Linked DNA regions of Homo sapiens: region 1 is linked to region 2. Evidence: chromatin contacts called from ENCODE Hi-C or POLR2A ChIA-PET data. All regions are on one chromosome and are shown on one strand. The core of a region is the stretch at or near the end of the contact, and the rest is flanking DNA. Distances in the headings are between cores, read along the strand shown.

What was found. Hi-C counts contacts between places; a loop is a spot of excess contacts on that map. ChIA-PET counts read pairs that join two places held with the same protein, here RNA polymerase II (POLR2A). Pooled maps may share reads with other maps.
Region 1: a map of heart left ventricle shows a loop between it and region 2 (3-fold over the local background). The contact joins the promoter of MID2 here to the enhancer-like site in region 2. A Hi-C loop is called at or near these places in 3 of 168 maps with a recorded cell type or tissue (endothelial cell of hepatic sinusoid, heart left ventricle and naive thymus-derived CD4-positive, alpha-beta T cell) and 7 of 50 pooled maps. POLR2A ChIA-PET finds 5 or more read pairs at or near these places in 7 of 52 experiments (CD4-positive, alpha-beta T cell, CD4-positive, alpha-beta memory T cell, MCF 10A and 4 more).

What each region holds. Positions count from the first base shown.
Region 1 is chrX:107,824,404-107,827,167 of GRCh38, forward strand. It overlaps MID2 (midline 2), which reads left to right and starts at 1,463. Exons shown (of 10, transcript NM_012216.4): 1 at 1,463-2,027. The coding sequence starts at 2,024. RefSeq lists silencers at 1,881-2,070, 2,231-2,280.
Region 2 is chrX:107,739,962-107,742,924 of GRCh38, forward strand. The region is part of intron 1 of TSC22D3 (TSC22 domain family member 3); the gene reads right to left. Among named protein-coding and RNA genes, the nearest start is that of TSC22D3, 34 kb to the right of the region's middle. Within about 2 kb of position 1,615, at least 30 of the 41 ENCODE cell types and tissues checked have a DNase peak (open chromatin) inside an H3K27ac peak, as active enhancers do; they include heart left ventricle, where a contact is called at or near this core.

The sequences.
Region 1 (2,764 bases), core at 213-2,712, 84 kb after region 2:
GTGTGTGTGTGTGACCATCCTAATGGATGTGAAGTGATATTTCATTGGGGTTTGATTTGCATTTCCCTAACAATTAGTGATGTGGATCATCTTTGCATATGCCTGTTGGCCACTTGTATATCTTCGTTGGAGAAATGTCTATTCAAGTCTTTTGTCCACTTTTAAGAGTTTTTTTTTTAATTGAGCTATAGAAGTTCTTTATACATTCTGGATATTAGCACATTATCCGATATATGGTTTGCAAATATTTTCTATCATTTTGTAGGTTGCTTTTTCACTCTGTTGATTGTGTCCTTTCCTGTGCAGATGTTTGAAAGTTTTATGGTCCCATTTACCTATTTTTGCTTTTGTTGCCTGTGCTTTAAGTGTGACTCACTAACTTTTACTTCTCTTAGGGGCCAGACTTTCATCAGGAGAGCCTGGTTGTGACTTTTGTCTTGGTTTCCACCTCAGTGCTCTCTAGCACATTGTTTAACAGGAGTGTTGACTGATTACTATTGGTTCCCTGAAGGGATATACCAAGAGATACCTCAATTTTTCTGGACTTGTTCCTATGCACAATGATGGGAGGCGTGTGTGTGTGTGTGCTGGGGTGAGTCTTCCCATTTTCTCATTTCTTTCCCCTTCTTCTCCCTTTTTGCCCCAAGTTAGAAACAGAGTCTCTTATGGGGCTTCCTGCTCTTTCCCTCTCCCATCCACCTTTTGAGTCGGGTGGTGGTCTCTGAGCCAATGACAGGTCAGCAAACAGGCTGATTCCAGACCAATGGGAGGATGCTGGATTCCAAATGGACCAATTAGCTTATTAGGGACCTGGAATAGCTGGATAGCTAGCATCTGCCTCATTGTCCATGTGGTAACGACCCTCTTGTTTTACTGGTCAACAATTTGAAGGTACAAGAAAAATCCTACTTTTTTTTTTCTTTTGATGGTTTTAATCCACCTCCACAACTTCTGCCCGAGGCCAATAAAACACAGCCATTCTTTTTTTGTAAAAAGAAAGAGAGGTTCGGTTTCCTTCAATTGTCTGCCCTTTTCTATCTCCTCCACTATTTTTGTTTTACTCTGTAGTTAACTTTGCATAGAGCAGCTTCATAGGGAGGATCTCTGCGGTGGACCCGGCTCTCTCTTCTTATTACCCGTTGCAAAGGCCTCTTTCTTGTTCTAACCTGGGGGTTTGTGGGGTTGGGGGACAGGGGGATTGGGGAGTGGGAGAAGAGTTTAGCCATAGCCTTCCTTCTGCATTTCACACACATTTAGCTATCTCTGTCGCTCTGTCACACACACACACACGCACATACACACCATACACACACACACGCACACCCGTCCGGGTCCCTCTCGGTGTGTCTTCCTTCAAGATGACAGGGCGCTGGAGAAAAGGCTGCTGGAATCAGCTGGTAGGTACAGTAGTAACCCGAGCCCCACCCACCGGCTGCCTTTGCTTGCTCAGGTTTCTCCGGTCACTCCTGCCAGGGGAGAAGACATGTAAACGTGCCTCCAGAGGAAGGGCTGGGGGAGCTGGGAGTGGCGGGGGCGGCGGAAGGTGAGCCTGGGAAGGTGGCCGAGCACCCCTTCTTCTTGGGCCCTTCCCAGTGCTCCCTTGGGGTGTCAGCCCCAGCCCCGTTTGCCCCCACTCCGCCTCCCTTTTGGAAGGGATTGCCTTTTTTTTCCTCTGCGGCGGCGGAAATGACAGTGTGGTGCTGCCGTGGTGTCATGGTGCTGCCCCTGGACTGAGGGGCGAAAACTCTTAAGTTTAGCTCGGGAGGCCCAGCTGCGGTAGCATCGCGGCCGCCGTGCTGTCCCCTGCGGGGCGCGCGGGCTGGCGGATCCCGGCTGCTGCGCGGCGTCGGCGACGGTAGCGGCAGCGGCGGCGAAGGCGGGCGGCGGCCTACAGTGGTAGCGGCGGCGGCGGCGACCGGGGCCCGGGAGCTCGCGCCGGAGCCCGAGCCAACCCGCTGCGGAGGCAGACGAGAGCCCAGCGCCCTCGAGCGAGCGGAGGAGATGGCTGGCACCTGGGAACGCTATGGGTAAAACGCGCCCCCTCGCCGCGGCCCTGGAGGTCGAGCGTCGTAGCCCTCGCAGGGCTAGTCTCCGGCTCCGGCCGCTTTTCAGGTGCCGCCGGGGCCCGGCGTTGGCCGAGGGCTCTCCGGCTCGGCGAGGCAGGGTGATGGGGCCCGCGAGGCTCGAAACGGCGACGGGGGCCCCAGCTCAGCTCCGGCTCTCAGTCATGCTGTTGGGGCCCGGGTTCCTGCCACTGCCCTCCTGGGACGGAGTTTGCACTCCGGGGTGCGGGGCGGGGGCGGCCGAGGCCTCTGCGCAGCCTGGCCGGGCCCGGCGCGGGCAGTCGAGCGAATCCCCCGGCGCCTGGGCGCGAGTCTGGGAAAGGGCACGGCCGCCTTCCCACGCTCCCGCAGCCGGCAGCCTCCTCGGCCCAGGCGTCGCCCCTTGGCCGGCCGTCTGCCGGGCGGTGCTGTCGCAGCAGCCGGCGTGGCTGCGGACGCCCTGCCGGCGGGGAGGCCCGGTGAAACTTAATCCCTTTTCTGCCAGGGAGCGATCCTCGAGTCTCCGTCTGGATGGTTCCTTATTTCTGGCCTAGCTGTGAAATCAGCTCTGTGGGGGAGAGGGAAAACTTACATATGTCCACAGGACAGACTGCGACGCAACCAGGGAGAGTGGGGATTTTCCATTCCTGCCTTGTAAGAATTAAGTAAATAACGGCGGAGTAGATTTACAGAAACATTACTGGTGATGATAAGGTTTAGGT
Region 2 (2,963 bases), core at 365-2,864:
AGCTAACAGTCATTGAGCACCTGCTTTGTGCAAAACGTGGCTCAAAGCACTTCATATACAGTATATATGTTATCTCAATCAACTTTCTCCAGACTCAGGAGGTCAATATTGTATGTATCACTTCCAGTTTGCAGAGGGGAAATCTGAGGCTCAGAGAGGCAAAGTAACTTACCCAAAGTCATACCGGGTAGAGAAAGTGGCTGACTAGGGATTCAAATTGAGGTCTGGCTGGCTCCAAAGCCTGAGCTCATTACGCTTCAGGGCCACTTGTGACTAAGCATATGAGCATGCCCATTTGTAGAAGAAGCCTCAGGGAAGGAAAGAACAGTAAGAGAGATCGTGCTGGGCATGGTGGCTCACGTCTGTAATCCCAGCACTTTGGGAGGCCGAGGCGGGCGGATCACGAGGTCAAGAGATCGAGACCATGATGGCCAACATGGTGAAACCCCGTCTCTACCAACAATACAAAAATTAGCTGGGCCTGGTGGCACACGCCTGTAGTCCCATCTGCTCGGGAGGCTGAGGCAGGAGAATCGCTTGAACCCGGGAGGCGGAGGTTGCAGTGAGCCAAGATCGTGCCACTGCACTCCAGCCTGGCGACAGAGCAAGACTCAGTCTAAAAAAAAAAAAGAGAGAGAGAAGATCCAAGAGCTTGGCTGAGGTTGAAGAACCATGACGGTGAAAGAGTGGGTGTACAACAGAGGGAGGATGGGCAGCAGAGTGCCCAGCAGATGCCAGAAGCTAAGATTATCTAAGTTTGTGGCCTTGTCCCTCTTGGTAACCCCCATAGCAACCAAAACTGGTGTCTGCCATTTCACTGGTACTCATTCAGCCAAACTCTGCTAAAGAATGAATAAGCTCAACATGGCAACCTTGGGAAATACACACAGACCAAGTTACTGCCTCCCACTTGGTAAGACCCAAGCTTTAAAGTGAGTTTCCCCAGAGTCCGGGTCACCAGACATTACTTAAGCCCCAAGCACATGACAGGCATTGGGAGTAGGGAGATGAACATCACAAGGATCCTGCCCTTGAGGTGTGGCCAGGCTGGCAGGGGAGATGTTAGGTTTGCCTAAGCCATCTCCAGGGGTCTACTGAGGTGTGGGCTATGGTTAGGGAAGAGAATGAAGCCCCTAGACCTCCTCAGGGATGAGGTTGTTGCCTTCAGCTCCCAGAACTCAGCACTGCCACTCACAGAACTAGGCAGCCCCACTGGCATCTTTCTCCCTGGGGTTGCTTCTACAAACGCAGCTCAGAGCTGCCTTTTGGGGCTATGCTGGCCACTTTAGCTGGCAAATTGGGAGCCTGAAATGAGTGAGGACTGGGAGAAGGGGCGAAGCCACCGTAGATCCCCCTTTCCCTTTCTTTCTTAGTGTGTGGCAGTGAAGCCCCCTCAACCACACCCCAGCAAGGGGAGAACAACTTTCCTCAGAGCTCTCCCCCACTCCCACATTGTCTCCTCCCACTCTGGGAAGCCCAAGGCTTAGAGAAATGAATCCAAGTCATTAACTAATTAATGAATATGGATGGCAAAGTTGCTGAGGTTGCTGGAAAACACCCTGTTGCCGCCAACACACACAGCGCAGCCAGGCACCCGCCTCCCACCATGGGCGAAAGGAGGCTAAGGAGAAACTATTGGACTGTATCTTCCTAAGGCTCTAGCTGCAGCAGAAGCGCCCACAACGCAGCAGCCCCTTGCTCAGTGCCTGGAGACCAACTCATGGGTAACACATCCCTTTGCAAGAACGGCCTCCTCCAATCCAGCTGGGGCAGCAATCTGCTCACTTGCTCAGCATCAAGGGTACTCTCTGTGGTCCAAGGAATTCTGTCTGTAGGGCTAGCCCAGTGCAAAGTGCAAGGCTGCAGGAGATGGATGGATGGAGATAGGAAAAGGGGAGAGAAAAGGAGAAGGAGAGACTGAGAGGCACACACAGCTGGCAAGAGCCCATCTCCAGCTGTTGGGCGGGCTGTTTCCTTTGATAAAGCACTTGGCAGTACTCCCAGTTCTGTAGTTTCTGGCCTGCGAAAGCACACCCGGAGCACGAGCCTGCCTGTGGGAGGACTTCAGCCTTGCTTTGTTTTCTTTCTTTCCTTTTTTTAAGCTTTAGAAAAGGCCCCTCCCCTCCCAAGGAACCTTGTCCCTCCCCCAACACCTCGGCAAAGTGAAGTTGCACCAGCAGGTGATGTGGGCTGGGCTTCCGGGTGCCTTCACAGAAAGTCAGTGCCACAGAGCCATGTTAAAGGGCTTGGGACGGGTGTGCAGTTAAGTCTCAGCATATACTTTCAGGCACATGTATTTGAGAGAGAGAGAGAGAGAGAAAGAGAGAGAGAGAGAGAGAGAGAGAGAGAGAGAGAGAGTGTGTGTGCGCGCGCGCGCGGTGTTTAGGAAGGGGGGAGGGAGCGGGGGAGGGAGGGAGAGAGAGAGAAAGAGAGAGAGGGAGAGAGACTGAGTTGTGTGTGTCTGAGAGGCTCTGCTTGTTTGTTGTGGTTGATGCTGCCTTCTGTGTGGCACATCACCACTGTTCTCCCCGCCGAGGCTCCTTTCAGCTCACTAATGCTTCCCTGGAAGGCCTGGGAAATAGAGGGAGTCCCCATGTCACAAGATCACACAGAACAACAAGCCTCTCTGCCCGCTGGTCTTCTGGCTTTGTGGAAGTCCGTCTCTCCCCCTTCACCCTCCTTCATAAAAGGAGCAAGGGGACTTGAAGGCATCCAAGGTCCCTTGCAGGGACCAGAGCCTGTAATATGGCAAGTCTGCCTGCCCCCTCCCTGCATTTACAGTCCAATGACCCAACGGCCCCAGACCCCAGACAGTTTAACCAGCCCACGCACGTCCTCCCTGCGAGTTTCCCAGATTCCTGAGGGGAACCTGATCCCGCCCTGGGATCAGTATGGGCTCTTCACATCATCCGCGAGAGATCCCTGCTCCTCGGGAGCCCCGAGAGCAGCGCCCGTTCCCACAG